Linked DNA regions of Homo sapiens: region 2 is linked to region 1. The links are chromatin loops, found by intact Hi-C in ENCODE. Cell type or tissue: heart right ventricle. All regions are shown on one strand. Each heading gives the region's core, and the rest is flanking DNA. Links, peaks and the distances in the headings are about the cores only.

The links. Peaks named below come from ENCODE experiments on the same cell type or tissue, not always from the same donor. Only the 100,000 strongest peaks of a DNase experiment are listed, where the experiment ranks them.
Region 2: it touches region 1 in a loop (6-fold over the local background); 30 of 110 quality-filtered maps call a loop at or near these places.

The regions. Positions count from the first base shown.
Region 1 is chr2:18,427,994-18,444,208 of GRCh38, forward strand. All of the region lies in intron 4 of LOC105373454 (a long non-coding RNA gene), which reads left to right. Among named protein-coding and RNA genes, the nearest start is that of RDH14, 120 kb to the right of the region's middle. In heart right ventricle, for the core only: a CTCF peak has its summit at 7,657 (motif pointing right); no DNase peak of the experiment used is centred there.
Region 2 is chr2:18,735,424-18,751,638 of GRCh38, forward strand. The region is part of intron 4 of LOC105373456 (a long non-coding RNA gene); the gene reads left to right. Among named protein-coding and RNA genes, the nearest start is that of NT5C1B-RDH14, 150 kb to the left of the region's middle. In heart right ventricle, for the core only: a CTCF peak has its summit at 7,161 (motif pointing left); DNase peaks (open chromatin) are centred at 5,268, 6,678 and 7,153; H3K27ac peaks cover 2,404 bases.

The sequences.
Region 1 (16,215 bases), core at 3,567-11,566:
TTGAGTAGCTGTTTACAAAACATAACTTTGATTTAAACAACAACTCTAGCTCCATTACAACTGAGAGAGAGGAATTTCTAACATTTTAAAATCTAGAAATGGAAACTTACATTTCTGGTTAATTGGCTTAAAATGGGAGTCAGTTACTCTATGTCATCAAGGAGCAGATAGGGGAGAAAAACAAAGGAGGATCAAGTCACCACTTGGATTGATAACCATGCTGGCTGAGGATGCTGTTAACTTCCTGGGCTCCATCTATGATTTTTCTCTTTATGCAACTCTTTTCTGGGTTTCTATTTGTCACATTCAGAAATCCCTGCTTTCTCTCCAACTCTCTTCCTTGCCATGTATGTCTGGCACACCCAGAAGAATTAGGGGGTAATAGTAACAGAATTATTATTCAGGCTGAGACTGTTTCCTTTTTCTTCTTCTCAAAATGAGGTGTCCGAGTGTTTGAAAAATTTGGCCAACTGTTTGGATAGACACTCTTGCAGTTTATTGTCCCTCATGAGGCCACCGTGAACATTTCTGGGGCATTCTGAGGTACTCTGACTGCAATCAGAATGTCTTACGTCTATCAGCTTGAAAATAGATCTGTAGATGTAACTTGAACTTAGAATTCAAGACAAAGTTACACCCGTATTTTCTTTGTCTTGATTTCTTAAAGCCTGCATATGTAATCACGGATACTGCAGGAGTAGGAGACATGCCTGTGCTTGAGTGCCTCCTGAGATGTTTCACCCCAGGTGCCTCACCCATTTTGCCCCCGTTCTCTTCCTGCTAAATAGGGCAGGAAGCTCCTCACTGAGATCTAAAATGAGCTGGGCATGAAGATTGTATATTAGCTTCCTAGGGCCGCCATAACAAATTCCTACAAATTTGGGGGCTTCAACAACAGAAATTCATCGTCCAATTGTTCTGAAGGCTAGAAGTTCAAAATCAAGGTGTTGGCAGGGCCATGCTTCCTCAAAAGACTCTAGGACAGAATTTTTCCTTGTCCATTTCAGCATCTGGTGGTCCCAGGTGTTCTTTGGTTTGTGGCAATGTAAGTCCAACATCTGCCTCAGACTTCAAATGACCTTCTCTCTCTGTGTCTTCTCCTCTTCTCATAAGGACAACATTGTATTAGATTGGTACAAAATAATTGCGGTTTTTTGCCATTGCTTTCAATGGAAAAGACCACAATTACTTTTGCACCAACACAATATTTAGGGCCCACCCAGGTAATCCAGGATGATCTCATCTCAAGATCTTTAATTTAATTACATCTGCAAGGCCCTTTTTACAAAGCAGATCACACAGACTTCAGGTGAACACAGCTTTTGGGGACTCACCATTCACCTCAAGACAGATTGGAATCAAGAGATTGAAATCCAGAACTTCAGACCATGAGATGATGATTTGTGAAGGATTATTTATTCAACATGTCTTTGCTGAGTGCTAGCTCTGTCCCCAATACTATGGTCTTGTTACAGTAGGTAACTAGACAGACATGAGCAGAGCAGGAGAGGGCTCCCCTCGTCCCCACCACCACACGCACCAGGAATATCAGGTGACCATCAGGTGATGGTCAGGCGGTTGTTAACTGCCTCTCTAAAATAATAATTGGTTGCAGTTGGTGCCAGGGAAAGGCAATGTCTTAATAGATAGGAAAAACCTGAAACTGGCAACCAGTAGCTTCCCAGTAAGATCTCAGGAGCTGGGTGAGTGGGCTCACACATGTTTGCTAAGAGGCAAAATGACAGAGTTTAACTGGTATATCACCTCCTAGAAACATTTGACTTGTCAGGAAAGAATGCCTCTATGGAGCGTGTGTACAACTCCAATAAACACACCAACTGAGCTTGCTCCCCTCCCAAGTGCTAGTAGGCCACTGTGCATGCAGACAGCCCACCCCAACAAAAGACCCCGGAAGTGTGCCAACGTATAAAACCCCAAGTCAAAGGTCAAATAGAGCACTTGATCTCTCAAGTTGCCCGCTTGGCCCTCTTCCAAGCATACTTTACTTCCTTTCCTTCCTGATCTAAAGCTTTTTAATAAACTTCCATTCCTGCTCTGAAACTTGCCTCAGACTCTCTTTTTGCCTTATCCCCCTCTGTCCGATTCTTTCTTCTGAGGAGGCAAGAACTCAGATTCCTGCAGGCCCCTATGGATCCACTGCCACTAACAGCCTCCAAGTGAGACAAGGTTGAAGATGGCAGTAATGAAACTGACATGATTTTGTCTCACATCTCCTTAAAACAATACCAAAACAAAAATATTTTAGCTACACTCTCTCAAGGGACTTAAAATCTATTGGGAGAGAAAGACAAAGACAAGTCAACAGAACGTTTGATTCAGGGTGGTGAGTGCTAACGAAGGCACACAGCATTGGTTTTAAGAATAGGGTGGCTGATGGCGTTTAACTCAGTGCAGTGTTCAAGGAGCTCCAGCCCAATCGGTGCCTTGGCATGATGTGTATTTAAAAAAATATTTAAGAACAAAAAGAAGAGGCTTCAATTTTTAAAAATATGTTCAGTAAAAGTACATTTGATGTGGCCAAATAAATCACTAATGACTGAAGTTGGTGAAGTAATGAAGCAACGAATTTTAGTCACTCTAAAATCAATCTCAGCAACACATCGCTAAGTATTCAAATTCTACCCATCCTGACAGGTCAAACTCAGGTTTACCTTCTAGAAACTCTTCCAGACGACCAGAACCAGTAAGAATCACACAATTCTGATTTCATAAGACTCCCAAAACTATGTTGGCGTTTCTAAGCCAGCTCCTGCCTGGGCCTCTTGTCTCAGTATAAGGCACCACTATTCAATTCCACAGCAAGTTCTGTAGGCCCGACTGCCAAACATATCTGGATTCTCTCCACATCACTAGTAGCACCTTGTCCAAAACAACATGATTTATTGCTTGAAGAATTGTGTTATCTCTTAACTAGTCCCCCTCCTTCTATCCCATTCCTTCCACCATCTATTTTCGGCAGAGCAGTAATTATGATCTCTTGCAAACATGAACAATGTTAATCATTTGCCTAAAACTCTCCAATGTCTTCCCATTGCACTTGAAATGAAATTGAGGCACCTTACCTTGACCTAAAAGGCTTTATATGACCATGTCCCTATAGACCTCTCTGAAAATTTCTTCCATCCTTCTCCTCCTTGCAATATAAGCCCCAACCACAATGGCTTTCTTTGTGTTTTCTGAACAAATAAGGTTATTGTTAGCCTTAGGGCTCTTGCATATGGTTTTCCTGCCTGTAAACACTCTCGTTTATCTTAACAGGTCTATCTTTGCAGTCTTAGCTCAAGCATCACTTTCTCAGTGAGAATTCCTCCAATCCTTTAGTCTAAATTACTCCATCCTCACTCATCCTCTATCATTCAAGCACAACCATGCCACTCTTCTCCATTTTCTTTATTGCTCTTAACAACTAAAATCATCTTCATTTATTGTTACTTGTTTATTATGTATCTCTTCCCCACACAGACACTAGAATATAAATGTCATGAGAACTGGGACCTTGTCCGTGTTTTCACCATTGTGTCCCAGTGTCTAGATCAATACGAAGCACACAATAGATGCTTAACAAATATTTATTCAATGACTGAATAACAAATGCAGTGTTGTCTCTCTCTCTCTCTCTTTGGAAACAGCATCTCACTCTCTGTCACCCAGTCTAGAGTGTAGTGGTGTGATCGTAGGTCACTACAGCTTTTTTGAACTCCTGGATTCAAGTGATCCTCCAGCCTCAGCCTCTTGAGTAGCTAGGACTACAGGCACATGCCATCATGCCTGGCTAATTTTCATATATATATATATATATATATATATATATGTATGTATAGGTATATGTGTATGTATGTATTTGTAGAGACAGGGTCTCAATTTCTTGCCCAACTTGGCCTCAAACTCCAGCTTCAAGCGGTCTTCCTGCCTTGGTCTCCTAAAGTGCTGGGATTACAGGTGTGAGCCACCATGCCCAGATGCAGTGTTGTCTCTTGTTCTCAATTGCTTAAATATATTAATTGTGGTCTTTTAACTCCATAAGCTCCATGAAAGAAGACATCATTTTATTGTTCTCCACACATGTAGTTGCCTTCAGCAAATACACATTTAGCTGTTTTGGAAAGGAGAATAAGGAATGGTGTTCTAGGATTTCTGCTGAATACCTTTTGGGTCCCTCTTGTGTTTTAGAGTCTCTGTCCTTGGTCAGCTTTCCTTCGTTGTTTATTTGAAGAGATTAAGGCCATTTCTTGTGAGTGGTTTCTATTTCTCCTTTGGTAAACTCATACTGGGCCATCTAAGAAATCTAGTATGAGCAGGTCTCCCCCTTCTTTTGGCTCTCTGGTCCTGTGACTCTATTTCCACTTCTAAGTGTCTTACATACCACAGGAAACTCTATCTCACAACAGCTTCCAGGCTCTTATCTGTAGAAATAAGAAACAAACAAGTAAAAAAAAAAAGTAGCAGCAATGACTAGCATCTGCAAGAGTATACTGTGCTTTACCAAAACTTCAACTTTGAACTTCTAGAAATACTTACCAACTTGCCTTAATAGCCATCATCATTGCATTTATGGCACTTTGGTCCTGTCTCCCTATGGCCAAAGGAAGTTCTCTCTGTATCTCTTTTACTGTCAGTGTATCCCTGAAACCAGCAAGATTTGTGAATGATGTGCCTCAGGAGATTGCATTAGGGTAGCCTGGGTCAGACAGACTCTGCTCTCTGTGTGAAGTAATCCTATCTGTGTGTGCTCTGGTTTTAAAGTTGACCCTCATTAATCATGGCCTTGGTTCCCTTAGACATTCCAGAGCTGATCTATTCTCATTTTCCCGTGAGCAACAATCTATATAGACCCCCAAATACGTTATTTATTCCTGAAATGGCTTGGTCTGGCATCACCCAGCCCTTCTATAACCTCCTGTGTATGAAAGAGAAATGAATGACTTGGGCAACATCAAAGTGTTGTTTTACTTTCCATATAGTCATTAACTTTAAATGTTCCCAAACTAATAGTCCAAGACATTGTAAAGAGGTAATAAGTTCAAAGGAATATGAAACATAAAGCAGAACTCCAGAGTCATTTGAAAGTATTTTCTCTAAATGTGTGCAAGCTTTCAAGGCTGCTCGGCAAAGGAGCCTGGGTCGGCATGTTGGCTAGTGCTGAAAAGAATTTCCCCCAAGTGGAGTGTGTAAATGAGTTGCCAGGCCAACCTCCTTGAGAGCGGAGCCACGTCCTTAGAGGATCTGCTGTTCCAGAGAATGCGGCACTGAGCTGGCTCATTCCTCCTTCTATTAAAGGCTAATTTGTCTCTTTCTTTAAATCTCTTTCCTTGTTTGGATCTGGATGCCCTGGGTCACTTAGGGAGGGTTTGTCCATTGCTCTCCAAAATAGGGTGTCTCTGTATAAGAGAAAATTACAAAGGGATTAAGTTATATAAACTGAAGATCCAAGTTCCTGCTATAAAATCTCTAGTCATTGAATCAATTCGGGTGTAGAATAAAGGTTAGAGCCCTATATATTGTTCTGTGACATCAGAGTTAAAAAATAGTTTGTTTGAGCAGACAAATCTCATCCTTTGAAAAACCCACCAGAGAATGGAGTTTTTCCTTGAGCAGACTTGTTTAGGAAGCTGTCGTGGACACAAAGTGTTTCTGCTGTTGCTCGAACCTTCAGATTCTCATAATTTTTCATGGCACTGGGCAACTGTGGATTTTCATTCTAGCCACTCATTTGAGGCAGGGATTTAGTACCTAAAAAGAGCGTAGCTGACTTTCATTTCGAGAAGAAAAACAATGAAATGCAAGACAATTTTGATTGTTATGTCTTCTCTTTACATATTTTCATCTCCTCTTTCTTTGCATGCAGACTTATTTTTACGTACTCATAATCAGAGGAAGCCAACTGCATTTTGTTCTACTTATTTTCACTTAACATTATGCCATGGGCATATATCATCCTGCTATGTCATTTCCATAAGAGTTATTTTAATTAGTACTTCAGTTTCCATTGGATCTACTTAACCATTTACCTATTACTGGATATTTAGATTGTTTCCAAATTTTTCATTATTAATGATAACTCAGCAATAAGTATTTTTGAGCATGGATATTTGCCTTCTTTCAAGGTAATTATGTCAGAATGGAATCCCCTTATAATGGAATTATCAGGTGCAAACACATAACTATTTTTCTGGCTCTTTATACAAGCGTGTATGTTGCTTTGCAGAAGGCTTTGTTCAGTTACAGGGTTTACTTGCTATTGTTCAGGTACCATTTCACCACACCCACACCCACATTGGATGTAGTGAAGAAGGAAATATTAGGTATCCCAGAGACTTTGAGCTGTGGTAGGCACTGACCAAAACCAAAAATCATGACAAGCGGAATTCAGTTAAATTGAATATTATATACAGATACCACTTAATAGACATCTTGCTTTTATTGGGTTTTTATTATCATTTTCTTTCTTAAAACTAGTATGATTATAAAAGAAATATATGATTTATTATAATACATTTTAAAATTTGAGAAAGAATAAAACTAAAATAATTTATACTGCTGCCACCTGAATAAGACACCACTGATCTTGTGTAGTAATTCTGATTATCGTTCTATGCACGCATTTTAAAAAACAAAAATAGAATCAGACAGAATACATTGGATTTTAATCTGTTTTTCATTTAATAGCATAATATGAACAATAGACATGTAATGGACACTTTTGCCATAATAACAGTTTTAATGACTATTTAAATTTATTATATGAATATATTAAATCTCCTATGGTTAGCCGTGCAACTTATTTCAACGTTTTCTCTATAATAATTAATGTTGCAGTGATAATTACCATTCCAGTAGATATTTCTTAGTATAAAACTATGATAATATCCTAAAGTAAAGTTTTAAAATAGAATTTCAGGATTATAATGTAAGGACAGTTCTCAGCTTGTGCTGAATGTTTGCAGATTGCCCTCCAGCAATGCTGCCTTGCAGAAGTTGATGAGGTTGCCTATTTCCTGGGCCCTTACCAACATGGCATCACCATCAGTGTGAAAAGAATCTTTACAAGTTTGATGGACAAACATAATATTGCTTGACTTTACCATGCATTTTTGATCATCTGTGAATTTAGCCATCTGTTTCCTTATATTTATTTTTATTATGTACATTTTTTGTGTGTACTTATGTCCTTTAATCTGTTTTATCTATGGCTAACTTTGCTTCTATTTAAACCTCTAAATAGCCACAGAGAAGAGCTGTCTTGTTGTGAGCACTGAGTGACCTGCATAATGTAGGTATGGGGACATCCCATACCTGCTAGCCATTTTCGAACTGAGACTCTGGCCCTGAATCCCCTAAACTGCTTTGTGTTTCTCTCTGGCTTAACTGCATTGAATTAATGCTAGGTTTGAACATTAGAATGCAGACAATTCTGAATTTATTCTGGCGAGTAGCACAGATTACCCATGTAGAGTGTCAGTAGATGAGACCTGAACATAAACTTGTGCTAGATTATAAAAGGCCTTGAATGCTGAAGATTTTAGACTCTTCTGTCAACAATAGGGAGCCATTGAGGAATTCTGAGTGGGAGAAAAATATGAAGAAAATATGTGTTTTGGACAGTATCCAGAAGGTGGCGCCATTGTAACATATCTTCTGCCTAGAGTTTCAAGGATTTGAAGTTTGTAGGTAAAGCCCATGTGTGAAAACATATCTATTTACAAGTATTCACTGTGGACTGGACTGGGATGGTTCCTCCTCAAAGCCAAAAGAACTCTAACACAGCAGCTCTGTCCTTTGTTATATTATTCACTTCTCCCCATAGCCTGTTTTTTATTTATGTATATCTCTTGTGCCTCCTTGAAGACCTGGCATTTAGAGGGGAAGTTTGCACAAATGCTCACACCAGGGCTGAAATCTATAGATCCTGGAATAAGAACAAGTTTTCTGAGTTCCAGTTTAGTGCTTTCATATATGTTAGGCTATTTCTACTTATATTAAAAACTGTTTCTAGCAAATTATTTTGGGCCTATTTAATGAAGACTAGAGTAGTAACTTTCAACTCTGCAAAGTTGTGAAACTATCAGTGCAGGAGGAGAACTGGGTAGTGCACAACACACTAAAGTATGGTTGACTTCTTCCTTATTACCATAAGTAATAGTGATAAGTTCAAATGATTAATCATTTTCTTAACAATTAACGTCTTCTCACCAATTAAATGATGACAGAATATTAACTATTGGGTATCTTAGGATACATGAGCAAATTCAAGAATCCCTGCATTATTCTAAAAGGTACTTAAAATTTTTATTATGTTTTGTAGTTTGACTTAATTTGTTTGAAACTTCTCCATGGACATAAAAATGAAGATTCAGGACAAAATATGAGTTCAAAATGTTTTTCACGGAAACCCTCGATAGATCCACTCTGAAAGACAGAGAGGCACATGTTTGTAGTTGGGAATCTGGCAGGAAGGAGCTTGAGTTTTGATGGTCAAGATGTTTTGGTTCAGAAGTTAGAAAATAAATAATTCCTGAGAGGAAGGATTCTTCAGCTCTGGGCAGCTGATACGGCAGTAAAATAAATAGGCAGTAAAGCACACTTCCTGTTTTGAGAGTTCACATTTCATATTGGCAAAGAGCATCTCTTAAATTCAATCTCATGCTTCCATAAATAAACCTGGCACCTTTTTAAACGCTTTTCCATCTGCTTCAGAATGAGGAGTGCATTATTGAATACACCTCAGGGAGTCCAAGAAATGGGAAAAGACTACTTGTGAGGAACACACCATTGCGGTTGGCCTTGGCCCAGAGAAGCCATCGTGAGATTGCTTGAGTTCAAACCGTTGTAACAAGACCCTGATGGTGTTTCCCCACCCCCCTTTTCTTCTACTTGAAGTTGTCATAGTTGGAGCTTTGCACCAGAAGCTAGGAATGATCTTGGGTTGAGTCAGAGTTAGGCATCTTTGCAGATTCTTTGCTGTATTACCTGGGTAGTTCTCAACCAGCTTCTGAGATTTTGCTCCAGTATATTAATCCAGTTTCCTAGGCTGGGTAGAAAAGTCCATTATCCACACATAGTAGAGCCCAGAGGAAGAGGTCTGCTATACTGACTATAGAATAATTCCTGGAGTTTTCAGGGCTTGCAGTAATCAACTTGTACTCATCTAGTTGATAGTGAAAAGCATGAATTTGGTGTCATGAAGAAACAATTCAAGATGGAGTGTTCCTATTAACTGTGTGATCTTAGACAGGTAAGCAGATAATAGAATCCTAAGAGGTTTGTGAAGAGAAAGTGGAATAAAGCTCATAAAGTCAATGAGCGCACTGTCTGGCAACAAATAAGCAATTGTGAATAGTCGCTATTTTTATTATTCTACTTTCCCAGGTAATCCTTGTGAGCCAAGAACTGGGGACAATCCTGCCTGGGTCAGGTGGCCAAGAGGGGGAGTTATTTAATATCTACATTTACCATTTGAGGCAATTCTTATATATCTGATACTTTTCTAAGTTTTTAAAAATGTTATCTAATTTAACCTTTGCAGTAAATTTCTGAGCAGGTTTCTATATGTCCATCTAAACAAAATATCATAAATACCAATAATGTTGCCAAACCTAAATTGCCATTGGTTGTGTTAATAGAAAACATTTAGCAAATGAAATTCATTTATGTTCCTTTGAGACAGGGTTTTACTCTATCGCCCAGGATGGAATTTGGTGCCATGATGATGGCTTACTGCAGCTTCCACCCCCCGGGCTCAAGCAATCCTCCCCACGTGTCACTACACCTGGCTAATTCTTATATTTTTTGTAGAGATGGGGCCTCCCTGTGTTGCCCAGGCTGCTCTCAAACTCCTGGCCTCAAGTAATCCTCTCGCCTCAGCCTCCCAAAGTGTTAGGATTACAGGTGTGAACCACTGCACTCAGCTAGCAAATTAAATTTAGCAGTCTTTTATTTGAGCAAAGAATGATTTATGAATCGTGCAGCACTCAGAACCAGAAGAGGTTGAGGGACCTCTGCCCAGCAATGTGAACAGGAGCTTTTGTAGGGTACACAGAGAAGCCAAGTAGAGAAATCACTTGATTGGTTACTACTAGGTATCTGCCTTATTTGGGCATGGTGTGATGAGTTGGCTGCCTGTGATTGGCTGAAACTGAGCTGTTTGTTTTACTCCTAAATAACATTGCAGTTTGTTATATAGGGACCAAGTTATGGAGGCAGCCTCAGGCTAAACTTAAATGGATTTGACAGTTGTAAGGCATGTGCTATGGACTGAATGTTTGTTTTCCCCAAAAATTCGTATGTTGAAATTCCAATCCCAATCTGGTGGAAGGTGGGAATCTCCAGCAGGTAATTAGGTCAAAAGGGTGTAGCCCTGATGAATGGGATTAGTGCCCTTATAAGAAGAGGCTGGAGAGCTAGCTAGTGCTCTTTCTATCATGTAAGGATACAAGCAGAAGTCAGCTGTGTGCAATCTGGAGTAGAGCCCTCACAAGAACCCAACCATGTGGACACCCTGATCTCAGATTCCAGCCCTCAGAACTGTGAAAAGTAAATTCCTACTGTTTATAAGCCTTTCAGTTTATGACATTTTGTTATAGTAACTTGAGTTGACTAAGATGGTACTGCCACCTAAGGAAATAAAAAAAAAAAAGCCTGCCAATTATAACTGTAAGATGCTACTACTGTTAATAAGGCATATCAGAATTTCAGAGATTTTAAAATATAGGGAAAAGAATGTGGCTTTAAAGTAAATGAAATAGAGTAAGGAGTTTCCTTGACCTCATATGGAGTTAGTGGCAGAACCAGAATTTTAATTCAGGGAACTCTGTTTCAAAGTCAATGCACATTAGTTATATCAGCCTCTGTCAAACACCAAGTTCCAGTCTCTGGAGCAGCTCTGACCTCCTCTGAAAGTCCTGCTGTGCTAACTGAGGCAGCCCTTATAGTCTTCTAATTTGTATCACAGCCCACCCCACTCCCATCACCTCCAGCTCTGAGCTCCTAGAATATGGAAAGCCAGACAGATGCAAGCCTAGCTCACCAGCACTGGTGCCCAGCACTATTTCTTGCACCTAGTCTCTGGTCATTTCAGAGAAGAGTAGAAGGCAGAGGCTGCTGAGTGTTAGAGCTGACTGGAGTCCTCGAGAAATGGTGAGTATTCAACAAATGCCATCATGATAACATTGGTGGTATCATCAGGTCACATGCCTGCAATTAGATTGGATTTTGATTTAAGTTGGTTTTCAGCACGGTAAGATCCCCTTTCCTCTCACAGACATAGGCCTGCCTTTCTCTTTTTTCCTTGAGTATCTGGAGTTTTCAGTATTCTCGAGTTCAACTTGACTCTCAGTCATCTGTCTCAGATAGTGGTTTTCTTTCTTGACTTTTGTTCTTCTCTGAAACAAGTTGCTCAACTCTCTCTTTGCTTTTGATAAAATGACACAAAGACAGTTAGAACTTGGGTTGCAAGTTCCAAAATAGCATGTCTGAAGGTAAAAAATATATAGATTTTCTTACTCCAAAATCATGTGCTCACAGTAGCAGAACAAGTTGTACAGTTGCATTTCGTCTAACATGTGCAAATTTTACTGAAGTTGAAAAGTATAAAATTATACTGCCTCTCAGAGAAAATAAAACTAGATTATATCTAACTTCCCATTTTACCATTGGCCAGCACCAGGATCTTGGTAAGCTGGTTCTCCTTGCTGAGTCTCAATTTGTAATCAAGAGAGTTGAATTGGCTATTCTTCCTAATCTTTCTTTGCCAGACATTCTGATTCTCAGACATTTTTAACCTTACTGGTGTGGATATAGTTGTTACTTATTGTACACATTTTAACCATGAGGTTTACCTAGCACTCTTGGCTCCAGGTTTCTATGAGTCCACGCAGTGACCACTCTAGAATTCATTAGCCTTTGTGGTATTTATGTTGCTATTCAGTATTTGCCTGTTATTTTACTAAGTATCGACATCATTTCCTGGGGAAGAATTACGACTCTCTTTGAGAAGCTGCAGCAATGGTTCCTTTATTTGTACCCCATGGATTCCCTTTTATTGCCCTTCAATGTGCTTATGAAATGAAGCTCCAGTTATCCTAGTATCTCTCTCAGCCCTCTGAACTTGCCTTTGCTTAATTTTCATTTTAGATTTTTTCTGAGGATAAGGAAACACCTCACTTTTTAGTTATGTTCTTTAGAAGACTTTTCTTGATGAACTTGGTTATTTCAGTATTTGAGTCATCTTGGGAATTTCACCAGCTAACCATGTTGCAAGTCCCTTTGATTTATTATGAGGCTTCATCAGGCACATTTTCCCTTGCTCCCTACCTCAGTAGATTAATCCAAACTCATCTGCAAGGCTTGTTCAAGAGGCCAAATCATTCCCACTTTTTTGCTCCTCTTCAGGGCTGTAGAGATAAAGCACTGGTAGCGTGCCAGCCACGTCTAACAGGGTCAATCGGCCTATTTTAGCCTTTCTCAAAAGTTCACCCTGCCAGATGTGAGATTTGGGAGGGGTGGAAAAAGTGAGTCTCCTGGAGAGCATTCGTCTTCTCCTAGGACCTGAGTTCGGGCAAGTCTGTGGGGGTCAGAGGCACATCTCAGGCCATTGGATGCAACGCATGTATTAGGAAAGCATCTGCCCCATTTTTGAAGCAACCTCTGCCTGCAGCCTGTAACACGCAGGAGCATTAGTCCTTTTGATCCAAGAACTGCATCAAATCATTTTGACCCTTTGAGAAGATATGTAACCTGGGCCGAGTGGAGCCAGATGACTTTTTTTTTTATTACCACAGCATAAAGTAATATTAAGTGATTTCATGAGTTGTAGCCAGAACATCTGTTATTAAACATCAGAAATCTGATTTATTCAATTTATTCAGAAACTGGCAGTCAGCCCTCTCTAAAGTAATGCCTCGCCTTTGGGGCAAGAAGGTGTTACTGACCAGTTTTCCTTTGAGCTTACAGTCCTTTCCATGTGTCACGTGACTATGCTTCTGCTCTTTGAGAGATGTTCTCCTTATAGCAGGCAAGGAAGGACTTCCCTGGACAGAGAGCTGGCTGGAATGTGCCACATACTCTGCTGTCTCCAGGGCAGTCCGTCGACCCAGAGCCACATTCCTCTGGAAAGGTAGCTGGAGTGTCATGAGTGGGGAGCAGGACATCAAGGATGAAAGGTTTATATGTAGACCTCTGAGGGCAGGTGGGTCCATATTTTAATGATCAACTCCCCACAATTGGCCTGTTTTATCCTTAAGCTACCACTTCTGCAGCTGTATGTGGCATGTGTTCTATCCCATATGCAACTTTAAGAAAAATTTTCCCTTTTCAGATCCTTTATTTATCATAGATGACAGAGCATTTCTTTCAGAAAAGTAGGCCATTGATCCTTGCGACATCAACATTTTGCAAAAATTAAAGTAATAAATGGAAACTATGACATTCTACTGGTGGGACTTCAGGCTTTGATCTCCTTCTGGGTGTGTGTTGGTGGTACTGGAATAAGCAACAGAGATAAAATCATAAAATCTTTTGGAAAATGGACGCTTCCCCAAAGAATCAAGTTAGCCACTCATTTTATTTTTTTGTTCCATCGTTTTTTAACTTACACATTTATTCACTAATTACTTTATTTTTCAAATATTTACCTGTGCCAGTCATTGTTCTAAGCATTGAGAAATGGGAGATAAAAAAATAAAGAAGCAGCAATCCGTTAACTCAAGAAGTTGACAGTTTGATAAGGAAAGTAAGACACTGGCACGAACTATAAAGTAGAAAGTTATGAATCATAAAACAGTCACAGAGAAAGGTCTGTGGAAAGTTAAAGGGGAAAAGGAATAAAATGTTCACTGGAAGTTTCCAGGAAGGGTGTAATGAAGGATGTAGAATTAGGGCTGTGTCTTAAAGGGTAGGATGTTGGAAGAAAGAAAGGAGAGGCAGTGGTGATTGTAAAAGGAAGCAGTGGCTGGAAACAAGGCATGGCTATAGAATAGCAAGGGGCATGCTTGAGTGTTGGCAAATCTTCGGCTTCCCTAAAAGGCACAGTTCATGTAGAGGAATAACGGGAGAAGGTGAAAGACATGCTGAAGCCACATCCTGAATGTTCCCAGTACAAGGCAAGACCCTCAGATTCAGGAGGCTGAAGGATTCTGAGTAGGTGAACATAACTATAATTTAGGAGGATTAGTCTGAGACCATGAGTAGGATAAACTGACAGTGGAGAATCCCGAAAAAAAAAATGCAGCTGAGCAATGATAAAACTTCAACTGGAGCAGTTGGTTTGGAGAAGAAGGGGTGCATAGAGTAGATGTACAACAGAGGAATTGATCGGGCTTCAGAAGTTATGTGTTGTTATAAGAGGAGTATGGCTTTTGGCGTCAGAGAGACTCTAAAATGAGCTTTATTTTTTTCCTCACTCTTAGAGCTACCTGGAGTAACTCACAATTTGTCCAGACCTCCCTCTCAACCCTGTTGCCAAGGTTTGTGTATGTGTGATATTGAAAGTATGGTAGGAGGGGAGGGTTGTGATAATATATGTGAAAACACTTCATAAACTCTGAAAAATCCTAGGAAGTTCATTGCAGTTAAGTTACTACCTGGATCTGTGGGACAAATGGAAGGGAAGGATCTCAGATGGACCTTAGGTTTTGAGCCAACATGACTCTGAAGGTGGAGAATCACAGTGCCTGAAAAGGAAAGGAAGGAAAAAAGGAAAAGAGAGTCAGCACTCACCCATTGCCTCAGATTAAACTCCAGATGGATCAAAGACTTAACCATAAACTTGAAACCATAGGAACACTGAAGATATTTTATAATGTAGCAGTGGAGAAATTATAAGAATTCCAAGAAAGTTAGAAACCAAAAAGGGAAATATTGATCAATTTGGCTGCATTAGAAGTTACAATTTTTATATAACAAATGATAGTAAGTTTGAAAGAAAAATGACAGAGAGGGGAATGTTTGCCAGTCATATGATTGCCATAGTTAATTTCTGAGTACATTAAGACTTTCACATGACAATTAAAAATACAAACAGTCTAATAGAAAAATAATGTGAATTAGTAATTTATAAAATAAGAAATAGAAATGATCAATATACAAAGTAAAACATATTAAAACTTAACTAAGAAATTCAAATAAAATGAGGTGTTTTTTAACCAACTGTATTTGGTAACTTAATTAAGAAGATTGAAAATGCTATTTTTATGAAGTGTTGGGAAGCGATTACTTGAATGAACTATTGAAGTGGACATGAAATACAAAATACAATAGTCTTTCTGGTGTTCAATTTTAGGATACATATCAGTATATAAAAGGAATATACCCTTTGACCTGTCAAATTCACTTTTGGGAATTTAAGAAGATAAATATACACATGTGAAAATATGAATGAATGAATATGTTTATTGCATTATTGCTTAAATTAATAAAAAATAACAATAAAATATAGAATAATTTAGGTAAGTACATTTTGTTACACCTAAAATCTTTAGCTTCTAAAACTAGTGAAGTAGACCTCAATTTATTGAAATGTAAAGCTATGAACCACATGTTTTTGAGAGACGTGTGGCATTATCCCATTTATTAGAAATATATACATATATACATACATATATACAGTGTATATATATTTCTATACAAAAGAGAGGTCTAGAGGGATGTTCACCAGAATATTATCAGTGTATTTCTCTGGAGCATAAATCTTCTGGTGCATTTAAAAATATTATTCTATTTTCTATATTATTTCAATTTTGAAATAAAATTTTAAATGTTTGTTTTTTGCAAAAGCAATCACATTTTCAAATGAAATATATAAAATAAATTAAGAGAAAGAACCAAAGAGGTTGAGAGAAAAGAAGAGAGAGAAGGAGAAAGAGAGGGAGACAAGAGGGAGGGAGATGTGTTAAGATGCACCCACAAGGCTTTAGCCTATGGAGACGACTGAGTGATGACACAGAGAGGTCATTGCTACTAAAAGAAAAGTTTGTTACTTATGGTTTTCAAGAGAAGGAAGCAGGCCACACCATATAGGGCCGCGGTTCCCACACCAGGTTTGGTCAGGAAGCAAAGGCAGGACTGTCAGGGAAAGCTTGGCTCGGTGCTTTTATTGTGTTTTCTGTGGGAATGGCGAGCAGAGCAGGGAAACAGCTTAGGACTGGCTCTTGAATAATGTCGGCAGGCTCTGGGCTATAGGATGGTTGGTTCCTGGGTCGA
Region 2 (16,215 bases), core at 3,378-11,377, 310 kb after region 1:
ATCCAGAATCTACAAAGAACTTGAACAAATTTACAAGAGAAAAACAACCCCATCAAAAAGTGGGTGAAGGATACGAACAGACACTTCCCAAAAGAAGACATTTATGCAGCCAACAAACATATGAAAAAATGCTCATCATCACTGGTCATTAGAGAAATGCAAATCAAAACCACAATGAGACACCATCTCATGCCAGTTAGAATGGTGATCACTAAAAAGTCAGGAAACAACAGATGCTGGAGAGGATGTGGAGTAATAGGAATGCTTTTACATTGTTGGTGGGAGTGTAAATTGTTGTGGGAAGTCAGGGACCCCAAACGGACCGGCTGAAGCCATGGCAGAAAAACGTGGATTGTGAAGATTTCATGGACATTTATTAGTTCCCCAGATTAATGCTTTTATAATTTCTTATGCCTGTGTTTACTACAATCTCTAAACATAAATTGTGAAGATTTCATGAACACTTATCACTTCCCCAATCAATACCCTTGTGATTTCCTATGCCTGCCTTTACTTTAATCTCTTAATCCTGTCAGTTGAGGAAGATGTATGTTACCTCAGGACCATGTGATAATTGCATTAACTGCACAAATTATAGAGCATGTGTTTTTGAACAATATGAAATCTGGGCACCTTAAAAAAAAACAGGATAACAACAATTGTTCAGGAAATAAGAGAGATAACCTTAAACTCTGACCACCGGTGAGCTGGGCGAAACAGAGCCATATTTCTCTTCTTTCAAAAACAAATGGGAGAAATATCACTAAATTCTTTTTCTCAACAAGAAACATCCCTGGGAAAGAGAATACGTGCCTAGGGGTATAGGCCTATAGACGGCCCCCTGGGCATGCCCGTCTTTTATGGTCTGTAGACTGTAGGGGTGAAATAGACCCCAGTCTCCCATAGCACTCCCAGGCTTATTAGGAAGAGGAAATTCCCGCCTAATAAATTTTGGTCAGACCAGTTGCTCTTAAAACCCTGTCTCCTGATAAGATGTTATCAATGACAGTGGTGCCCAAAACTTCATTAGCAATTTTAATTTCACCCTGGTCCTGTGGTCCTGTGATCTCGCCCTGCCTCCATTTGCCTTGTGATATTCTATTACCTTGTGAAGTACTTAATGTCTGTGACCCACACCTATTCGCACACTCCCTCCCCTTTTGAAAATCCCTAATAAAAACTTGCTGCTTTTTGCAGCTTGTGGGGCATCACGGAACCTACCGACGTGTGATGTCTCCCCCAGATGCCCAGCTTTAAAATTTCTCTCTTTTGTACTCTGTCCCTTTATTTCTCAAGCCGGCCGATGCTTAGGGAAAACAGAAAAGAACCTATGTGACTATCGGGGCAGGTTCCCCGGTAGTCAATTAGTTCAACTATTGTGGAAGACAGTGTGGCAATTCCTCAAGGATCTAGAACTGAAAATACCATTTGACCCAGCGATCCCATTACTGGGTATACACCCAAAGGATTATAAGTCATTCTACTATAAAGACACATGCACACATATGTTTGTTGCAGCACTGTTCACAATAGCAAAAACTTGGAACCCACCCAAATGCCCATCAATGATAGACTGGATTAAGAAACTGTGGCACATATACACCTTGGAATACTCTGCAGCCCTAAAAAACAATGAGTTCTTGTACTTTGCAGGGACATAGATGAAGCTGGAAACCATCATTCTTAGCAAACTAACACAAGAACAGAAAACCAAACACCACATGTTCTCACTCATAAGTGGGAGTTGAACAATGAGACCACATGGACACAGGGAGGGGAACATCACACACTGGGGCCTGTTGGGGGGAGGGAGGCTGGGGGAGGCATAGCATGATAAATACCTAATGTAGATGACGGGTTCATTGGTGCAGCAAACCACCATGGCATATGTATACCTATGTAACAAACCTGCACGTTCTGCACATGTACCCCAGAACTTAAAGTATAATGAAAAAAAAAGCACTAAAGAAAATTTATGGAAACCTAGAATTCTATATCCAGACAAATAAACTTCAAAAATGAAGGCAAAATAAGGACATTTCATATTATGAAGAAAATTTTTATTTACAGTTCCATGCTAAAAGAAATAATTAGAATTCAAAAGGTCAGATTATTGATTTAAACCCAAATGTATAAGAAATTAGTTAAATCTGGACTCTGAGGTTCCCTTTTCAACTTGCAAAATATGTGCATGCAGCTTGAGTGAGAAATTAACCTTTGTTGTTTTAAGCCTGTGATTTAAGAGGAGTTTTTGAATCAAGTAACTAGCCTGTACTGACTTACAAACATTGGTGCATGTTTTTTTCCCCCTCATTGGATCACTTTTTTTTCCTGCCGTTTGTAAGTTATGCTCTATGCCTATGCTTTCAGTGATTACTCTAGTTTCTTAACTTGCATATTAACAAAGTTTCAAACTTTAAATTCTCAAACTTTAAAATACATTCAAATAATCTGGGGATCTTGTTATAATGCAGATTCTGATTCAGCAGATCTGGGGTGGGGTCTGAGAATCTGGATTTCTAATAAGCTCCTGAGTGATGTCAAAGCTTCTGGAACAAGCTTGGAGTAGCAAGGCATAAATTACTTAAATTGTCTTATCCTATCTTCCAACTAATATCTAGCTGTTGTCCCATATTTTAGTTGTATTTCCCCACAAATTAAACATGATTACTTTGACATAGTATTTGTTTGGATTAACTCACTATTCATAATTTCTTTGCTCACTATTCTTTCCTGCTTCTTCTTTTCTTTCTTTTAGAATTTCCTTTAGTGTAGACATGTTGGTGGTATACTTCATATTTTATCATGCCAAAAAATGTTTTAATTTTATTCTCATTCTTGAAAAAATAATTGCATTGGGCATAACATTCAGGGCATTGCATTGTCTTCTCATGTCCATATATACTAATGTGAAATGAGTCGTCTGTTTAATTGATATTTATGTGATGTGTTCGTGCTGTCTACTGGCTTTAAGGACTATTTTTCTTTGATGCTCATGGCTTCACTATAATATGTCTTTGTGTGAAGTTTATTTCATATTTATTCTTTTTCGAATTAATTGGGCTTCTTGGATCTGAGAACTGGTGTCCTTCGTGGGTCTGGATAATTGTCAAACATAATGTCATTAAATATTGGCTCATTTTCATTCTATTATCTCCTTCTAAAACTATAACTAAATAATTGTTGGCTTTCCCCACTCTCTGCTCTGGCTCTTAATTTCTTTTTCCTATTTTCTATCTCTTTGTCTTTCTGGGTCACATTTTTCACATTATCTTTTAAATCTATTTTCTAGGCCACTCAATGTTGTCTACTTTAATCTTCTATTTAACCTATCCAGTATGCTTTTAATTTCAACCGTTATAGCTCTTCATTTCTAATATTTTATTTGCTTCTTTAAAAAATATCCCTACAATTTAAAAATTACATTTATTTTTTGTTTATATTTTTATGCTTCTCTATTTCTTCAAAGTAAATAAAGTTGTATATTCTCTGGTCATGACAATATCTGATATATTCAGTAACCTGACTCTCCTGCATTTCATTCAAGGTGCCTTGTTTCTGTGTGTTTTTCTATTTTTCAGTGAGTTGCTCATTTTCCTTGGAACTTTATCTGTGGGAATTCTTTGAAACCTGGGTTGAATTACTATTCCTCTAGAAATGATTTGTGTTTGCTTCTGCCAGTTTCCTGGGGGGGCACTGCTGGCCTAGGACCACTTTAAATTAAATTGTCCATTTGAGATTTTTCAGACCTCACAGGTGGCATAAATTTGGATGGCAAACCTGTGAAGGGTCTGTGGAGGTTATAAAATCTCAGGATGAATTTTTCCCCTCCACTAGTGCCAATGCAGACTGTAAAGTTTCCCTGCTCTTCTATTCTTGGCAGTGGTTTATTTCTCATTCAACCTTCTACAAAGAGTATAGGCCAGTGGGATTTCAACTTCATGCATGGGTCTCCTGTTAGACTCCCCACCTGGGGCAAGCCTGGCCATTTTGCCCTGTCCCCTGAATGCTATGCAGTTTTTATGATGCAAAACTCTTTGTGTCTTGGACGTTGGAACACATTTGTCTTCCTTCTTCCTTTCCTTCAGATGCCTAGTTGCTGTGGTCTGAAGGTTTATGTTTCCTCCAAATTCATTTGTTGAAATCTCAACCCCCAAACTGATGGTGTGGTATAAGGAGGTGGAGCCTTTCGGGGGTGATTAGGTCATAAGGGTGGAGTCCTAATGAATGGGGTTAGTGCCTTTGGAAAGAAGCCCCAGAGAGATCCCTCACTCCTTCTTCCATGTGAGATTATAGTGAAAAGATGGCCATCTAGGAAGAAGGGCTTCACCAGACACCAAACTGACCAAATCCCTTGATCTCAGGCTTCCATCCTCTAGAACTGTGAGAAATACAATTCTGTTGTTTACATGTCAGCCAGTATATGGTATTTTGTTACAGAGGTTCGAACAGACTAAGATGCTTTGGAGACCCAAGGAGGCATTTGAGGAAGGTCTATTGTATGGTGAGAACACTTAGATACCTTCTACCTATTCCATGTCACCCCACACTGCTTTACATTTCTGGTCTAAGATTTTCATGGGAACATTACAAGGTGATGAAATCCATTTCAGTCTGTTCTCAACTAAATCGCAATTATCAGGAAAATAGGGGCAATGCCTTAAGTATAATATGTTTTGCCAACACCTCCCTGCACAGTTCATAGCTTGTTATTTCCACGTAGTACCTTTTTATTACATGTCCAAAAGGACATTTAAAATGATTAACATTTACACTAACATTATTACTCATCTATCTGTTAAGATGTGGAAATAAATAAACAGAAATATTGAATTTATCTAACAACTGGTTAGTACTAGCTTGATCGTTTCTGTATTTGGGTACCTACAAACTCCCTGCAGAGACATCAAATTCAGTTTCACAACTATGTTTCAGAATGTTATACTCACCAGAGTTAAACTTCCCTCTCTGATTTTCTATTCTCAGCCATCCACCCAAACCGTAGATGGAATCAAAACTAGATAATCAAGTGGAAGAGATTGAAGATGTGTGTTCTGAGAATGTTCCCAGAGCATTCCCTGTGGTTGAGATCCACAGATATCGTTCATAACCTCATCATGCTGGGAGGGTGGTGGAGGCCCTCCTCAGGGCAGAAATTGAAGCCCAGAAAAAGGGTTGTGGTCAGTTCCAGCACAATTCTTTATCATGCTGAGGTCAGGCCAGTCAGGTCCTCCATAAGTCATGGGTTAGGCATGCGCTTTGGACCCAGGCCGCCCTCCAGCTGTCTCAAGAAGCCCGCTGGCTGGGCCCTCTGTCACTTTTCTCCAGCAGGCAGTCCACCAGGCCCCTCCTGCGCTGCTCATTCTTCTGCAGCTTGATGTCAGGTCCCGATGGATGGCTTGAACCCTGTGTTGACCCACTATATATCCGAACTCCCCCTTCCTCTATCCTGACAACATTTTACCACCACCAAATTTCTCAGGGTGAGTGCCAAAATAATTCTAGATGTAAAGAAACAACATTTTGGAATCATTGTAAATTTATCTCTGGTGATACTTAAAATTCATGTTATTTCAGAATAAAGGGAGGAAATGGACACTCAGGGGCTGCTTCCACAGTGTTTCTTTTTATTGGCCGTCGTCTCCAAAATCTCTGATTTATTGAAAGTCCCTCTACTCATCTATTTCATATCCTTAGGGATGGTGCTGTTCTCTTCTTTCCAGCCTTCCTGGGAGATGATTTTTTCCCCCTACTTTTTATTTCTTGTTAAATCTGGGAAGCTTTTCTTCTCTCATTCCAACCCACATTCTTTTCTTCCTGTTCTTTGTTGCTGCATGCTAGTAAAATGGGAAAAGTGTTTCTTCCACCCAGTGAAATGTTCTAATGGCTTAGAAGACAGACTCCAGTATGGAAATCAAGTTTTGGGCAGTTTATTTTCAAGACCCTGGTTCTGTTTGTCACACCACCCCTCCCTTTTTTAAAGAGTTCAGCATGATTAAATGGAGTTAGCTAGCCTGGGCTTGGGAACCCATAATCTAGATTCTGTTCCTTGCTCTGTCATTAAACCAACTGTGTGGTTTAGGTCAGATTATTTGTTTATTTGGTTAGTCAGTTTTCTTATCTGTAAAGTGTGTAAATTAGTACCTACCTTATGTGGAAGTTTTGAGCATTAGAGATGTTATTGAATTTAGACCAGTGCCTTACAAATAGAAAGGACCCAATAAATGTTAACAATTATTATTATTGTTTATTCATATATTCACTCAAAAAACATTAACTGTGTGATTGAAATTGTGGCAATGGTGATACCTCATGATTACAGTAACTTGGAGGTGCCCCAGGGCCCTGCCTGAAGCACTCATTGCTCTGAAAGGAGGGTGATTTTCTACTAACATAGTCAAATGCCTTGAAGTTCTGAGCCAAATGACCATGAAGCTTCTCTTGTTTAAAACACCACGACCCCCCAACCCTCAGACCTAGTAAGGAATTCCTATGTCGTTAGTTCCCCTCATGTATTGCTTCTGAGGCTCTTAGGCCAGTGTGTCTGGGAAAGTTTCAGGCTGGAGGCATCAAGGAGTATTAATGTGCAGATGTAGGATCTGTCAAGAATACGAGCTGTGGTGCAACAAAAACCACCTGTGTGGCTTGTGATGTTTTGAAACAGAGTGCCGGAGAGAAGGGGCCCAGGGCCAAGAAAGGAAAACGGAGCTGTGGATTTGTGTGCAGCTCAGAGCAAAGCTTAAGAGCAGGAGGCGGAGGAAACTGGTGGTACTGCCACTGCCCCACCCCCCTGCCGATGTCGGTGTTGCATTTGTATGACTGATGGGCAGTGCATACATAGGAGAGAATGGGAAAGTTCAGTGTCACCTTTGAAACTTAGAGGATGAGTTATCTCAAGGAGTGACTCCCCCATACCACTTACATCAGAACATAATAAAAAGTTTCCAAACAGTAACACAAAGCCATCCACGACTCGCCAGGACCTAAGCTGCATGTCCTTCAGACCTTGGGAACAGTAAATCTGGAAGGCAAGCAGTTAGCCTCCCAATTAGAGAACACTAGCAACGGCCATCTCCCACTACTCTTCTGAGCTTGCCAAAATCACAACAAGGATGCTGCCACAGGCTTGGGAGCAGAGCCACTGAAAACAGGCAGCCTAGTGCCCACTGGTGGCTCCGCTTCCATGGGCTGGAAAATGAGCGGCAGACTGATTGGCTGGGCTGTCCTATTTCCCTCACTGAGAGAGAACCTTTGCCAAAGCAGGCCTCATGGCTCTACTGATTGCTTTTCAGAGCCATGAGTTAAAACATGGTTTTTCTGTTCCTAATTTATGCCATGAGAGCCTGGAGTGCGACTTAACTGGGAGCTCCGCGATGGTGGAAAAGCAGCTACTGAGGTCCTCGGTGCTGGCAGAATCCTGGAGCCAGCAACTGCAGTTCAAAGGGCTGCAAAAACATGGTTTGCTGAATGAAGGGTGAGCCTACAAAATAGTTTCCCACCAAGTGACACAGGAATACGTCCAGCAATGTCAGGAGCAGGAATATATTGTGGACATTATCCAGACCAGCTTTCCCACCTACAGTGCTATCAACGTCCATTCTCCCAACACTGCAGCATTTCCTTCACATCTCTCCTAACCTGCATGAGGCCCTCCAATGCCCCCAGCTTTCTGTCCACCGCAAGGGCAATCTCATCTGATTTCCTGCACTGGTTGATGAAAACCCATATAGGCAGGAGAGAAGGAGCAGGGTGGGGAGTGTAGACAGCACCTGATGAGAAGCGAGAACTCCCCACCTGTGACTGGGGTGAAGAATTGAAGATAGCACAAACTGTAGCATTTAGCTGGAATGTAAGTACATCGATGGAGAGATGCATTACAAGTATTTTTTGGTCTGACATGAACAATTAGCAACACAGCGGTCTTGAGAAAATGCAAAATTGTACTGTGAAGAAAATTTATCTGTTTGCTTAAGTGGAATATTTGCTTTTGCTGAGAGAGAGAAGCCTGTTTTCTCCCTTGGATGTGCTAATTTTAAATGATATTGATTGTATTATTTCATTTGTGTCTCACAACAATTCTGTGGAGTAAGCACGGAAGATTATATCATGTTCATATTTCAAAGGAGTGAATTGTAATGTTCAAACCCATGTACATCAAATTAGCAGAATTGGATTCTGACCCCCTTTTTCTGACTTCAAACCTTGTGTTCTTTTCATTTGAGCTCATATTTATTTTTATTTACTTAGATGCCTAAACCCCAGGTGTTCCTAAAATAAAACATAATAAATGCTTATTTTAGACACAGGAATATTTTGTGTGGGTGCTTGTGTGCATATGTTTATTTTTCTATTTTTAAGGCACATTTAACATTATTTGGTTTCACTCAAGCTATATAAAATGAGGAGGACTTCTAGCATCCCTCTTGAGTAAAGAGATACTAAATATATTTGAAAGTAATCTACTTGAAAGGAAATAAAAGCATAAAGAACATCTGATTTCTAAGCAATATTTCTTCAAGATATGCTTTCATTATTTTAGGAGAAGGAGAATAACAAGCTAAAGTAAGAATCGTCTCAAATTATTGTAATCTGTTCTTGAGAGCTGTGTGCTGTGGAATGATTACTGGATTAAGAGAGGTTTTTGTTTGGCTCTAACTAGCTGTGTGGCCAAAACGAACTGGCCAAATATTTGTCTGTCTCAAAAGTTCAGTTTCCTTACCTTCAAAATCAAGAGATGGACTTAAAGATTGCAAATGAATTGTTGTGAACCTCCCTGAGGTTCCTAAACCAAGAAAGTATTTAAAATACTGAGTTACAGCTTCAGTTCAATAGGCATTTATTGAGAACCTACTTCCTCTGCATGTTTCAGGCAGCATGTTACACTCTGGAGTTTCAGGGATAAAAACCCATCTCTTTCTCTGGTTGGTTTCTATGGGATTGAATTTTAACCCACCATCTGTGTTTCTGTGCTATTTCTTTGTATTAGGATAGCCTAGGTTATACTGCAGTGACAACACCCAAATCTTGACAGCTTATCACAAGAAAGTTTGTGTTGACTCCACACAGTTCACAAAAGATCCAGATGAATCTACAGAACCTATCTTCCATGTGGCACTTCCATAATTCAGAGTATTCCTGTCTACGTTCTTAATAGGAGACTTCCACACTTGCAGAAACAGGGAAAACAAGTCCATTGTTATTTCACGTTTTCTCTTCTGAGCTCTGTTCTGGAAGCAACATATGTCAATTCTCACAGTCCCTTGGCCACTGTCACATGACTCCACTTAACTGTAAAGATATCTTGGAAATGAAGTCTATCTTGTCTCCAAAAATAAGAAGACAAATTGAGATTTGTGACCACTAGTAAGGCCTACCACATTGTATCTATATGAGAGTCACGGGAAGAGGCTATAGGCAACCAAACAGTAGCAGAGTAAGAACCAAAAGAACACATGGTTGGAATTGGAACAGTTTATGAATTCATGTGGGCTGAAATGGTCAGGGAGGCAAAGCTAAGCTGGATCTTGAAACATGAGGAGGGGCTGGAAAGAGGAAGGGGAGTTCCAGATAGGACAGGACACACAGGTTGGTTTCAGGGAAAAGAACAAAGCAGGTGAGTGATCTTCAGGTCCACTTAGATTAATGATTCAGCATAGACTGCATTTTTACTAGTGCTAAATTATGCAAAAGAAATCAAGAAATGAAAGTAGGTCAGGAGACAGCAAAAATCTTATGTGGAGATGTATCCATACAAGACTTCAGTGAACATGGATTGCCTGGGAAAGCTCTGATGAACCATCTTTAGGGTATTGATGGCTTCCTCTTTTTTTTTTTTTGAGATGGGGTTTTTCTCTATCACCTAGGCTGGCATGCAGTGGCATGCGATTACTGAACTCACTGCAGCTTCAAACACCTGGCCTCAAGTAATCCTCCCGCCTCAGCTTCTCAAAGTGCGCTGGGATTACAGGCATTACGCACCATGCCTGGCCTATTGATGCCTTCTTGAAAGGTGTTTCCAGTAAGCCAGAAGGATGCCAAATGTGCCCATCAACCTATTTGGCCAACTCTTAGAGAATCTGTTTTTTTTTTTTTTTTTATTTTGAGTCAGGGTTATTGGAGTATAATTTACATTCAATAAAATTTACCCCTTTTATGAATAAAGTCCTATGGTTTTTAATAAAATGCATGCAATCACGTGACCACCAGATCGTTGAAGATAGTGAATATTTCTATCACTTAAAAAAGTTCCCTTACCCTTCTTTGCAGTTAATATACTTTTTTCACACCCAGCCCTGGCTACCGCTGTTCTATATCCTTATATTTTGCCTCTTCTACAATATCGTATAAGGGGAATCATACAGTATGCGAATTTTTGAATGTGGCTTCTTTCATTTAGAATAATGCATTTGTGGTTCATCCGTATTGTCACATGCATCAGTAATTCACTTCATTTTATTGCTAAATACTATTCCATTGAATGGATGTTCCAGTGTGTTTATCCATTCACCAGATGAAAGACATTTGGGTTGTTTCCAGTTTTTGGCAGTTATGAATAAAGCTGCAATAAACTTTTCCATCCAGATTTTTATGTGAGCATATATTTTCATTTCTCTTGGGTAAATACCTAGGAGTGGGATTGCTAGGTCAAATAGCAAGTGTATGTTTAACTTTCTTATTGCCAGACTGAATTCCAGAGCAGCACAGCTTTCCTTTTAATTCCAGCTGCTGCTTGCTCTCATGATGCACTGAGGAAGTTTTTAAAGGTAATGATATCTAATCCTCTTATATTCACAAATTTCACAATTTACTGAGCACCTTCTATGCAGTGTTTTATGTGATTCTTGTAGCATCAGAATGGGAATGATGTCAGATTCAGAGTCAAATGACCTGGACTAGGCTATTCCAACCTTACATAAATACTTCAACTTTTTAGGGCCTCAAATTCTTTATTTGAATAATGGAAATGATACTCATAAGGCCATTATGGGGAACATTGTGATCAAGAACTTAGATTTTAATGCCAGTCTTGTGTTTGACTTCTAGCTCTGCCACTTATTGTCTGTTATGTCAGGCAAGTTGTTTAATGTATCTGAGCTTCATATAAAATGAGAATAACAATAATTATTTACTGGATTATCATAACAATTAAATGAGATATGTGTTAAGCACTTAAAAGAGTAATCCCTGTGGGATAAATGCTTCATAAATAACTGCTATGGTTATTATTGACAGTATTATTGCTATAGAGATGGTATGCCTGAGAGCATTCTGCAGACTGAAAGGTACTATATGAAAGCAAACCAGCCAGGCGCGGTGGCTCACACCTGTAATCCCAGCACTTTGGGAGGTCGAGGTAGGTGGACCACCTGAGGTCAGGGGTTTGAGACCAGCCTCGCCAACATGGTGAAACCCCATCTCTACTAAACATACAAAAATTAGCCAGGTGTGGTGGCACGTGCCTGTAATCCCAGCTACTCAGGAGGCTGAAGCAAGAGAATCACTTTAACTCGGGAGGCGGAAGTTGCAGTGAGCCAGGGTCACACCACTGCACTTCAGCCTGGGCAACAGAGTGAGACTTCGTGTCAAAGAAAAAAAATAAAGTAAAATGAAGAAAAACCATCTGGCATATTAGGATTCAATATATACAATATTAGTGACACTGTCAGTCATGATACTTCAAATTTACTTGGACTCTATTTCCAGAACTCTATCTGGCTCATAGTATCACCTCTTTAGAATCTTTCAAGGCATAGCTGAGAATGGTGGTATGTGCTTATAGTCCCAGCTACTTGGGAGGCTGACTGGGAAGATGGCTGAAGCCTAAGAGTTTGAGACCAGCCTGGACAACATAGCAAAACCCTGTCTCAAACAACAACAAAACCACAGACACAAAAAAACAAAAAACAAGGTCGGGGCAGGGGTGGAACTTTTAAAATAATTTGTCCTGTGAATAGAGCTTGCAAAGCTATAATACCATGCCCTTGTTTTTCCTCATTCCTTACTGTCTGATTTCGCATTCATTAAGATAGAATATGATGGCCATGAAGGAAGAGAACTCAGCATTAATGTCATAACTCATCTAAAAACACGTTGTCTAGGGATCACCTGAGCTAAGGCATTTTGCGGGGGGGGGGGGGCATTATTGGAACCCTTTTCTTCAGGATGTTTGTCCTGCTCATGATGTCACCAAGACCGTACTTGGAGTGTGGCATTATAGTTATCAAGGCCAGTTCTCTAACCTGGATGACCCTTAGGGGCTTGAATTGAGGTATATGGATTTTTTGTTATGTGCTTGTTAAAAGTGGCTCTAAATGTGCACACACATTCAGTGCTGAAGGACAATTTGGAGTTGCCAGCCTGTTGCTGCCTGACTAATTAAAAGAACTGGGCACATGTTGCTCACATCATTAGATGAAACTTGGTCACACATCTTCTATGGATTTGTTTATTTTTAAATTTTATTTTGAAGTAGCTTCAGCCTAGCAGAAAGTTTGCAAAAATATTACTGAAAACTTCTGTATACAATTTACCAAGATTCATCAGTTTTTAACATTTCACCGTATTTGCTTTATTACAATCTTTTAATATATGTGCGTACATGTGTGCACACTCATGCATGTGCATATTTTGTAATTTTTCTGAACTATTTGAGAATAGTTTACATATATTGTACTCCTTTACCTTTTAAGATCTTCATATGTATTTTCTAAAATAAAAAGTTACAAACTTATGTAACCACTGTACAGTTACCAAATTTAGGAAATGTAACAATAATACATTTTTTATTGCATCTGCATTGCATATTCCGTTTTGTCAATTGCACCAGTCATGCCCTTAATATCCTTTTTCCCTCCATTACTATATTTCTGTCATCCTTCTTCCACAGTGAGAGTCTTGGCTCGCAATGACATCAACACATTTACTCTATTCTACAATAGCAAAATTAGTTTTAGAATTGCTGAACCCAAATGACTATATATTAAAAACATACTCGGGAGTTGCAGATTTGTTTTAGTTCAATTTCCTAGACTGAAGTAATATATTAACAATACTGTCTTCTATAGTTGCTTGCATTCATTTTATTTTTTCTTCAGTATGATTATTTTCTTTTTCTTTTTTTTAAATTTTACCTTAAGTTCCGGGATGCAAGTGCAGAATATGTAGGTTTGTTACATAGGTATACTTGTGCCATGATGGTTTGCTGCACCTATCAACCCGTCAATCTAGGTTTTAAGCCCTGCATGTATTAGCTATTTGTCCTAAGCTCTCCCTCCCCTCTCACCCCAGCCGCCGACTGGCCCCGGTGTGTATTGTTCCCCTCCCTGTGTCCATGTGTTCTCATTGTTCAACTTCCACTTATGAGTGAGAACATTATTTTCTTCATTTCAAATACAATTGGATTTGTTTCTTTTGCATTTAGTTTGAGGTTTTCCCTACCATCTTTGTTAATTTTATTTTTTACTATGTGGAATACTACTATGCTTCCCAAAGTCCAAACTACAAAATTATACACTCAGAGGAGTGTCACCCCTTCATTCCTGCTCCTCTGCTATCTAGGTGACAAATTTTGTTTATTTTAACCCTTCTCATGTTTCCTTATGTTAAAAAATTAGGTTTATATGTATTTTCATATTCCCTTTCCCATTTGCATAACAGATGACCTATATAGTCCTTTCACTATTTCTTTATGAAGACCCTATATAATACATTGTATATAACATGTTGTTGGACCCTGCCTTCTGCCCTGTTCTTGCTGTGGATTTATAACACCTTCATATTGTGGCTATGTAGAGAAAAGATACCTCTGAAGCCTTTTTTCTGCACTCCAAGGCTTAACATAGAATTGGCCTCTCATAACCTTTTTTTATATAATTGATCTGATTATTGAATGGAACAAAAGGACAGCACTGAGCTATAACAGCGCATACTGAACTGTGATCACCATGACTCTGAAGTTGAAACCCTGCAGTCTTACATGAAAGACTCAGCTCCTTCTGTTATTCACTCATATGGATCTTACACAGCTGCCACCCGGAAGTACTTGATCCTCATTCTAACATGTTTTCCAAACCTTTAAGAATTTGAAATTCCATTTTAGTTGTCCAGAATTCTCTTTCCACCTTTTATGCCCGGTCAACATTTAACCATCTAGTTAAAGGTGAGTGATTTGTCTAACTTACTTGTTAGATAGCTCTCGTTAAACTGCTCTGGCAAACTTAGTATTTCTATAACAACACTTTAGAAACATCTCAACTATAGCACTTTTTGGCCTGTATTGGAATAATTGGTTTACGTTTAGTCCCATAGCCTCCGCTATGAGATTTTGAGTTCCCTCGGTATCAGGACCCTTCTTTATCTCCAGTGATTAACACAGTTACTGCTTAAAAATTGTTTGAATAATTTAATAAATTGATAAGACCTTTCCCCACTTTGAATCTTAGTTTATTTTGTATGTTTAAAAAAGGGTCTACTTGAGATTCTACAGTATTCATTTCAAACTCTAACAGTTTGAAATCTAGAAGATGAGATACCTCTCTCTTTCATCTTCTAGCATTCTTTATATATATACATATATTTCTTGTTTATTATTTGTTTCTAGTTTATTATGTATCTAGTTTAAATATATATGTGTGTGTGCATATATATATTTCTCCTTGACTAGATTCACCACTGACAGGAAGGGGGCGCCATTTAACAGCCTGTGGAGAAAGAAAGTTTTTGTGACTTCTTTTATAGAAAGGGATGGTATTATTATCCTAGCTGAAATTGAAATATATTTTATTCTCCTCTCTGAAATGTCGATTTACTTAACATTTGACATTGGAATTGAGAAAAAAGCCAAGGATACCTCATCTAAGCTCCTTTGCAAATTATGCACAGCACTGATTATTCTCCTTCTAAATTTCATGTGGGTTTATGAAAGGTAACAAAGAATAGTTGATAACTCTTGATATAACAGAAATGTATTAATACATATCATGTATATGACTATGGGTGGATGTGTGTGTGCATTAATTACAGTGTAACATCTGGAATTTGGGGAGGGTTACTTTTGAGCAAAAACTGACACCAAAGTGTACTTACAATGCCTATGTCTACCAGGATAAGCAGAAAAAGCATTTCTGTCTGTTTGTTGTGTCACTTAACAGACGCTTTGTATTAAGATGGTGTCCATATTTCAAGGCCTTTAGCACCTGAAACAATTCAGAACCCAGACCATGTGGTGGTCCCTTAGAATTCTACGTATCTCTGAGGTCTAAGTAATCAGACTCAGGACCAGGCTGTCTTATTTAAAGGGGAGACATCTTGGTAAAAGCCTCTTGAAGCTGCCTGTTCCTACTTTCTGGTTACCTGAGTTGTTTTGGTCTAAGTTGCTTCAATTGTCTGGGCCCAGCCCCACAAGGCACAAATAGGTTTGTTATTTTAAGAGGCAACCTGAAGCCACTCTCTCGTGCAGTTACATAAATAAGACCAGGCTGGCTTGGAAAGGGTGTAAATCTCTGGCCAAAATGAGAGAAGGGGGAGTCATTTGCTTTCAACCACAGTTAACATGCTGACTGAATTTCCAAATAAACTTTTATCTCTTAAGACTGATTGCTAGTGATGGTTATAAAAATGAGTGTTAGAATGTAGCCAAGGAAGTGACCACACCTTTCCAGATTCTTCCTTAGTTCTGTCTTCAGTGGTTATTTTCCTAAAAACCAAGAAGAGGTAGCTCTGGTTCCTAGGTGTAACTCAGCTTTCTTGTAGACAGAAAAGAGGAGTATCCCCCATCATTCAGCTTCTCTTGTACCCCCTCTTTTCTGCAAATTACAGTAAACAAAGGTGAACAGGAGAGATGAGTAAGAACACAAATCTTAACCCAGTCGTTTCTTTCTGCATGGGGTGTGCTGAGTCGTCCTGCCTTTGCCTTCTTGTATTGCACAGAAAAACCTTCAAGCAGCCAAAGGAAAATGCCTCATCTTTGAGTGAAATTCTTGTAGGTATTGCAAAAGGAGTTAGAGGGACTTATCCCGCCTGCACATTTCTACAACATTGTACAAGTTAGAAAATGTTGCTTGTAGATTGTAGTTGACAGTGTTCTTAGAAAAGTAACAACCGTAGCATTTCTTTGAGGTCCTACATTCATTTAGCTTTCTGCTTTCTTCTCCCTTGATTTAGAATTTTATTTTTCCTGAAGAACAATTTTTTATGCTGCCAATGCACACAATGCAA